2 separate regions of the Homo sapiens genome follow, and region 2 is linked to region 1. A link is an interaction called in ENCODE POLR2A ChIA-PET data of the cell type or tissue named here. Cell type or tissue: OCI-LY7. All regions are shown on one strand. Region 1 has its middle 290 kb from the start of SATB2. Region 2 overlaps SATB2 (SATB homeobox 2).

Evidence for each region. Peaks named below come from ENCODE experiments on the same cell type or tissue, not always from the same donor. Only the 100,000 strongest peaks of a DNase experiment are listed, where the experiment ranks them.
Region 2: POLR2A ChIA-PET joins it to region 1 with 5 read pairs; 2 of 35 experiments call an interaction of 5 or more read pairs at or near these places.

Annotation. Positions count from the first base shown.
Region 1 is chr2:199,168,922-199,172,921 of GRCh38, reverse strand. No RefSeq gene overlaps it. Among named protein-coding and RNA genes, the nearest start is that of SATB2, 290 kb to the left of the region's middle. In OCI-LY7, no CTCF peak of the experiment used is centred here; no DNase peak of the experiment used is centred here.
Region 2 is chr2:199,335,404-199,339,403 of GRCh38, reverse strand. All of the region lies in intron 7 of SATB2 (SATB homeobox 2), which reads left to right. Among named protein-coding and RNA genes, the nearest start is that of SATB2, 120 kb to the left of the region's middle. In OCI-LY7, no CTCF peak of the experiment used is centred here; no DNase peak of the experiment used is centred here; H3K4me3 peaks cover 417 bases; H3K27ac peaks cover 865 bases.

The DNA of each region.
Region 1 (4,000 bases):
GTGGGACATGACAGTGTTTATGTTTATATTTAACTAAATGTCCTTTAATAATTTCCAGGGTATATGAATGAACTCTTTACCATGACACCATAAAGAGGAGTTCCTCATTTGTCCTTGCAGATTTGGATTTATTAAGATTGTGATAAAATGTCTCTCTTGGTTTTATCTAAAGCTGAGTTTATTATTTCTTTCCAAAACATGGTTTTTCTCTCATGTTTCTTATTTCAGTAATTAGTACCCAGTCACTTAACACAGAAACCAGAGATTCATCCTTATATTTTCTCCTTTCTTTAATCCTAACATCTGAGAGGCAGTAAGAGCAAGAACTTAGAGCATAGGCTATGCCTGGCTTTCATCCCTGCTCTTTCTAGTACTAGTTGCATGGTCTTGTATTAACTCACATAAAATGCTTAGAATAATTCCTGGTATGTAATAAGTGCTAAATAAATGTCCTATTTATTACCACAAATAAAAAATAAATCAATAAGTCAATCATAAATCAATCATTACTTATCAGCATTTGAATCTTTCAATTTCTTTGCCACCTTCCAGTCTAAATTCCTACTCCCACCTAAATTGCTGTAACAAGCATCTAATTATTCTTCTCCATTTCTACTCCTCAACTTCAGTTCATTTCCCATCCTACTGCCAGACTGAGCTTTTCAAAATGAACTTATCATGTTACTCTGCTATGTAATATCCATTAGTGTCTTCCATTTGCTTTCAGTATAAATTCCTATGTAAATCCTTACCGTATAATCCTTACCATATATAACAGTGTCGTATAGCCTCTGTTTTCCTACCAGGCCTCGTATTGCAACAGTCTCCTCTCTTGTTTCCACACTCCACCCACATTGTTGTTGTTGTTGCTTTCTTTCTTTTTTTAAATAATTGTTCCTAGAACTCCCCAATTTCTTATTCATTTTAGGACACTTGCACTCATTGCCTCTCTCAAGTTTCAGCTTCATTGTTCCCTCATCAGAGTAAGCTATTTCTAACCCTCCCTTTGAATACAACCTGGTTCAACTAATCTAAAACTTTGGTTTTTGAGGAGGTTAATAAAATTGATGTCTTTAACCAGACTGACCAAAGAAAAAGAGAAAAGATGGCAAACCAACAATATAGAAATGAAAGAGAGAACTGCAGACCATGAAGTCAGTAAAAGGATAATAAATAAATTTTATAAGAAATTTTATGGCAATACATTTGACAAATTGGATGAAATGAACAAATTTCTTTACAAATTTCTTTTTTAATTAATCTTCTTTAAATTTTTTTTTTTTTTAATTTCCATAGGTTTTTGGGGAATAGGCAGTATTTAGCAATTTGTGAGATTTTGGTGTACCCATCACCTGAGTAGTGCAGGCTGAACCCAATTTGTAGTCTCTTATCCCTCACCCACTTCTCACCCTTTCCCCCGTCCTCAGAGTCCATTGTGTACAGATACAAATTCTGAAGGCTTAAGAATTTTCTCAAGAAAAACAACATGAATAGTCCTATATCTATTTTTAAAATTAAGTTCATAGTAAAACTTTTTCAACAAAGAATTCTCCCATTCCAGACAGTGTCACTGTCAAGTATTTAAAGAAGTAATATTATTCTTCTACCAACTTTTCCATAAAATACAAGAGCTGAGAATACTTTCCAACTCATCCTATGAGGTTTGCATAGTTTCAGAAAGGAAATATGCTGTAATTATTATCTTCATTCTTCCTCATGTAATACGTGTTTTTTTCTGACTGCCTTCAAGATTTTCACTTTATCTTTGTTTTTCAGTGGTTTGAATATGATGTGTCCAAGTGAAGGGTTTTTAAGTGGTGGTAGGATGGTGATTCGTAGTGTTCTCTGAGTTTCTTGAATCTGTAGTCTGATTTTTTTTATTATTTTTGGAAAATGTTGGCCATTATTTCTTCAAATATTTCTCATTCCCTATTCTTTCTTGTGTACACTGGGATTCCAATTACACATGTGTTAGACCTCTTGATATTGTTTCATAGCTCTTAGATGTTCTGCTCTGTATTTTTAATTATTTTTTCCTTTAATATTTCAGATAGGGTGACTTGTATTTACTCATCTTTAAGTTCATTAATTGTTTTTCCTCCATGGGCTTGGCAATGTTGAATCTACTGAGGAACCTGTCAAAGAAATTCTTCATCACTTATGATTTTTCACTGTTGCATTTCTATTTGGGTCTTTCTATTAGTTTTCATCACTCTGCTAAAATTTCCCATTTGTCCATGCATGTTGTCCACATTTTCCACTAGAACTTTTAATACAGTAATTTATTTTAAATTCTTTGTCTGACGGTTTCAACAATTGGATCACATCTCCTTTGCTTCTTAACAGTGGGTTTTTTTTTTTTATAGTCTTATAATTTTTGGTTGATTGAAACCAGGCATTGTGTTTAGGACAATAGAGACGCTGGTAAATTGTATTTATGCCTGAGTAATGGGCATGCCTCTCTATTGTTGTGGTGGGGTACGTTAAGTCAGTGTAGGCAGAAGTTGAAATGGGTTTGTTTGTTTTGCTGTGGTTACCTTCATTGTACTACAGTCTTCAAATTTCCTCCAGGGCTATCTTGTAGTTAAGTTGGGGGTTGAATCTTTCGGATATTTCTCAATGATCATGTTCTGCCTCAACTTTTGGTCTTCCCTAGGAGCCCATAACTTTGAGTAGGTTTTCTCTCTGTCCTTGCCCCTCCTTCAGTGGTAGACTACTTTTACTTGATACTTAATGCTAGCTAGCCTGGTGTTGGGGCTGAGATAAAAGGGCCTTTTCTGTTGTCCTTTTTTTATTCCTAGTCTTAGGCAGGCCCTGTGAACCTGGGTCTCAAGAGTGGAATTTTCCAAATGATTCTGCCCCTCTTTCATATGATATCCATACTCCCTGCTATCCGTATGATAGCCTTATACCTTTGGTAGATCTTGTGGGGAAAAAGTTTTCTGCCTTTCCCTCAGTCGTAAGAGATCTTGAATGGTCAGAGCCCAGGATGGTTCCTTCCTCCTTTCCCAGTGGTACGAGTTTTTGGTTTTGTTTTCCTGTCTGCTTCTCCTAGCTGCAGTTGGGCCCTACCTGTGCCCTGCCTTTTCCCCATGCTCTTAAGGCATTTATTCGGTAAGAGAGATAGCGGGAAAGGCTCTAGATGGGGCTTTTTGCCTCTCCGGCAGTGGAGGCTACCCCTCCAGTCTCCCAAGCACATGGGCCAAGGGAAGTTTTCTGTGGTCTCTCGCCCTGCCCCTTTGGCATTATACTCTCTCATTAGTTAGTACGTGGTGATGGTGGTGGAGAAGAGCCTGTGAAGTTGTACAAACACTCTTTATGTCTGTGGCTCCCAGGGGCTCCTATACTTTCAGGTAAGTTCACACTGAGCTGTTAGCAATTCATCATAAACTTTAAGCTAAAATCTTTTTATCCCTTTGTGTGGCATCCTATTTTCCTCCCATACTCTACTCCACCTGGCCAGGGTTTATGTTTGACTCTCCTCAGAGGCATTTGTCTTTTTTAAACTTTGAGGCTGGTTTGTTACCTTGAGAACTTAGCTCTCTTATGTTCAAGAAAAGTTAAATGATTTTTCTGAAAGGTTTAAAGGGCAGCTATAGTCCTCCTCATCAGTCTGTTTTTTAGGTATTATGCAATGAAAAGAACATGTTTTTATGTCCATGGAACTTTCAAGTTTTCATATTTTCCCCAATTTTTTCCATTTCCTTTCTTATTTTCCCCTTTGATTCTTTTTCATTATTTTCCACATTTCTTCCCCCACCAAATGTCCTTGACTTGTCCTTTTATTTCCTAGCCATTTCATCTGTGTAGTTTTCTTAATACCAGTGGCTCTTTTCTTTGAGTCTATGCCTTTGTCATTATTCTTTTACAATTTTCTTTAAATACTCTTCCTGTCTTTTTTTTTTCTCATATGTTGTGTCTTTCCTATTGTGGGGAAAGAATTTATAAAAGGGAACTTAGAATTTACCTGGTAGATATTTAAAATTGCATTTTAATCTTT
Region 2 (4,000 bases), 170 kb before region 1:
CATAAAATAAACAGTCTTTCATTTCAGGATCACTAGCTTGAATTCATAGATTTACAGATTATAATAATATTAATATCTCCCAGGATAGCAGTGTCTCAAAGTTATTAGATTGCTTGAGGGTAGCCCTGTAGATAGCAGGTTCCCTTTAGTTCCCCTTGCACATATAAGACTATCTGTTGTTAATTGGCACCTTTTTCAGGCACTCAGCCACAAAACGTGGATTGATAGGTCAGAGGGCTCATCTAAAGAGACTTGGGGAGATGATGGCTTTGTTTGTGCTCTGCCTATAGAGAAGGCTAATTTAGCAGCTGTCAAACATATGCAACTCTCCTCTCACTTCTAAATCCACCTGAAGTAGAGACTTGTATGTAAAAGAAGACCTTTCTTTTCTCCTTTCACAAAACTCATGCAAGAGAATCAGAAGAAGCAAACATGATGACATACTGGTCTGTCTTGTTCTTTCTTTCTTTTTTTTTTTTTTTTTTTAAGACAGAGTCTTGCTCTGTCACCCAGGCCCAGAATTCAGTGGTGCCATCTCTGCTCACTGCAACCTCTGCCTCCTAGGTTCAAGCGATTCTCCCACCTCAGCCTCCCGAGTAGCTGGGACTACAGGCATGCACTGCCATGCCTGGCCAATTTTTTGTATTTTAGTAGAGATGGGGTTTCACCATGTTGCCCAGGCTAGTCTAGAATTCCTGAGCTCAGGCAGTCACCCACCTCAGCTTCCCAAAGTGCTGGGATTACAGGCGTGAGCCATCACTCCCAGCCTATCTTTTCCTTTCATCCCTGACCAATGTGCAAAGTTCTTAAAAATTAGTTGCCAGACTCATTATAGAAAATTCAGGCTTCTCTGTTTTTACTAAAGAAAACTCACTTTTGGTAAGTTTTATAAGCTTGTTTCACCATTCTCTAACAGGGAATGATTGACTCATTTTACACAGATAGAGGTCTCTATCCTCAATGAGGACTTTTACCTCTAGTGAGTATATTTCAGTAGAAACCTGCACTTTTTTTTTTTTCTTGTTTGTTTGTTTTTAAATGAAAGTCTTGCTCTGTCGCCCAGGCTGGAGTGCAGTGGCATGATCTTGGCTCACTGCAACCTCTGCCTCCCGAGTTCAAGTGATCCTTCCACCTCAGCCTCCCGAGTAGCTGGGATTACAGCCATGTGTCACCATGCATGGCTAATTTTTTTTTGTATTTTTAATAGAGACAGGGTTTCCTCATGTTGGCCAGGCTGGTCTTGAACTCCTGACCTCAAATGATCTGCCTGCCTCGGCCTCCTAAAGTGCTGGGATTATAGGCGTGAGCCACCACATCCGGCCGAAACTTGCACTTTTAATGTGAAAGTCCATTGTTGTATTATTTAACTAGTCTCCCGAAATTCTGAGTGATGTTATATTTACAGTATGATTTTTATTAAAAAAATACAAGGAAGCACTAGCTTTAAATTCTGTTATTTATATATTTTTCACCATTGCTCAATTAAAGCAATTTTAAAAATATATACAAGGCGTTTTCCTTTCATGGTCATTTATTGAAATGATGACCATTTGGCCTTGGGTTAATTGCATATTTGCTCAAATAAAGTGAAGGAAGTTTAAAGGCCAGAAATGCTGAGAGAAAAATATAATTGTTATCAATTTGAAATTACTAGGTTGTTTCAATTCTGTATACAGTTCTGTGTCTAAAATTGTCAGTATAGACTGCAGAATTTACTTCCAAAGTTCTCTGACTGCAATACCTATAAGAAATACTTTTTACATCATGAGCTGGTACACACCCCCAGATGAGCATGTGCACACACATCTGTATGTCTGTCTCTAGCTATATCTCATTTCTACCTCTCCCTATCTGTATGTTTCTAAAGCAAAGGCTTCATGAAAGAAAAAAATCCTTCATGGAACAATGCTATTACCATGTATTAAACACTTTGGTACTTTGTAAGGTTTTTTAATTCCAATTCATAATAGAAAGTTAGTTATGATATGTTAATTATGATCCACTAATAATTATGACCCATGTTTGAACAGTGATACAGATTAAAGCTGATTTTTAAAGATAGCAAAGTTACTTAGAGAAAGAAAGTTGTTTTACTTTTCTGAAGTATAAATTGAATATTTTAATTTAGTGTTACCTAGAATATTCATGTGGTCATTTTGCATCATATAATTTATTACATTTTTCTTTATACCTTCTCTATGTCAAATAGTTTTAATTATTCCATTTCCTGTAAGTTACTTATATTTTCTGCCTTCTCTATGAGAAGACGTTTAGCAAAATATAACTAGAGTGTCTTGAATATTTAAAGTTGTAGATGTAAAATAAAAATTGTACTGTGATGTTTATGTATTTATTCATCAAATATTAAGTATTCAGAAACTATACTAGGCATCCTAACAATGGCTAACATTGATTAAACTCTTAGTATGTATCACATACAGTTAGAAGCTCTCTAGGGGACCCTATAAGGGAAGCAGAATTATTTTAGTTTTACAGGTGAGGAGACTGTGCCATAGGGAGATTAATTGATACTTGTCCAGTTAGAGCCCAATTTCGAATCCAGCAAGTCTGACTTCATGACTCATACTCATAACTACTTTATTCTCAATCATTTCTGCTACCACAGAGTGGAAGATGAAGGGCATAATCCCTTCTTCAAAGAGGTACAGGGGTAAACAGACTTTCAAACCAGTAATCCTTTTGTGAAATCATTAGGACTGTGACGTGTCCCATGTGCTATGTGAGAACAGATGCTTTTGACCCTGAAGGTGATTAAAACTAATGCAGAAATATTTCAGCAGGAAAGAATAATATTTTGTAACTGTTTCAGAAAAAGTCAGCTCAAGTGTTAATAGACTGCTTTGCTTATATCTGAAGGCATCTGATACATTTGAGATATAAATATTCAATAAATGTATTTGTTTTGTTTTAGGAAAGTACTATTTTTGCCAATGTTTTGACAAAGTAGCCAAAGCTAGTAAATTTTTGGGGCAGGTTGCCAACAGTTGTTTTACGGAACATTCATGGAAACTAGGAATAAGAAGGGCCCAGAACTTTGTGAATGAAATAGTCATAGTGCCAGGTACTTGAGGTGTGAGTAGAAACCATGTATGTGCCCAGAGCTGAAGAACACTACTAGTAAAACGTTTCCAAAGGGAACCTGTTCAGTTCTGTTTGCTTTCACTTTTTGGTGCTAATGTGTTTTATAAATTTTGACTTGGATTGTGCATAGCCTCTTATTCCAGTACCTAAGACTTCCTAGAGACACCAAGGAGGAAGGGATAATCATTACGTAGATTAAGTATGCAAAAACAAACAAACAAACAAAAAACATTAAAGTTGCCAGGAATCTGATTTTGGCTAATTTCCTCTATTGTACATGCTCAAATGTGGCTTGGTCAAAGGTATTGCAGTTAAGGGAACACAGACTGTTTTGGCTTCAAGAATGCTCTGTTGTATCTACTCACTTTGTGTTATGTGGGTACTGTATTCTGATGTGAAAGTTGCCACAAGTGAAATTTTATTGTATCCACAAAAAACAAATCTGTGAGACAAGTGTTTTACTTAATAAATTACAGACTTAGGGTGCCTGAAATATTTGCTCTAAAATGAAGTTTGCATGACCCAAAATTTCAGTTTCAGTTATCTTGTTTTCAGCAGGCTGGATGAAAAGATCTTGAGTATAATGTGAGTCATGTTTTCAATATGTAGTCTCCAGAGCCTGCTGTTCGCTGTTCAGCAAAGATAGGACTCCCACTCCCAGAAATTTAAAAAATATGCATTTGTTGCCTTCTTAGAACCATTCCTATATATTACCAACTGGCCGCTAAGTGCAAAATATGCAGATTCTGCCCCCAAGGAGTTTACTGTATCATGGGAGGAAGGTTTTATAGTAGCACAGTGCAAAAGATGTCTCATAAATGTGAGGTAGAACTATTGCTGTTTTGGTTCAAAGGAGGGAGAAAGTATTTCCAATTGCAGTGTACTGTACATACATATA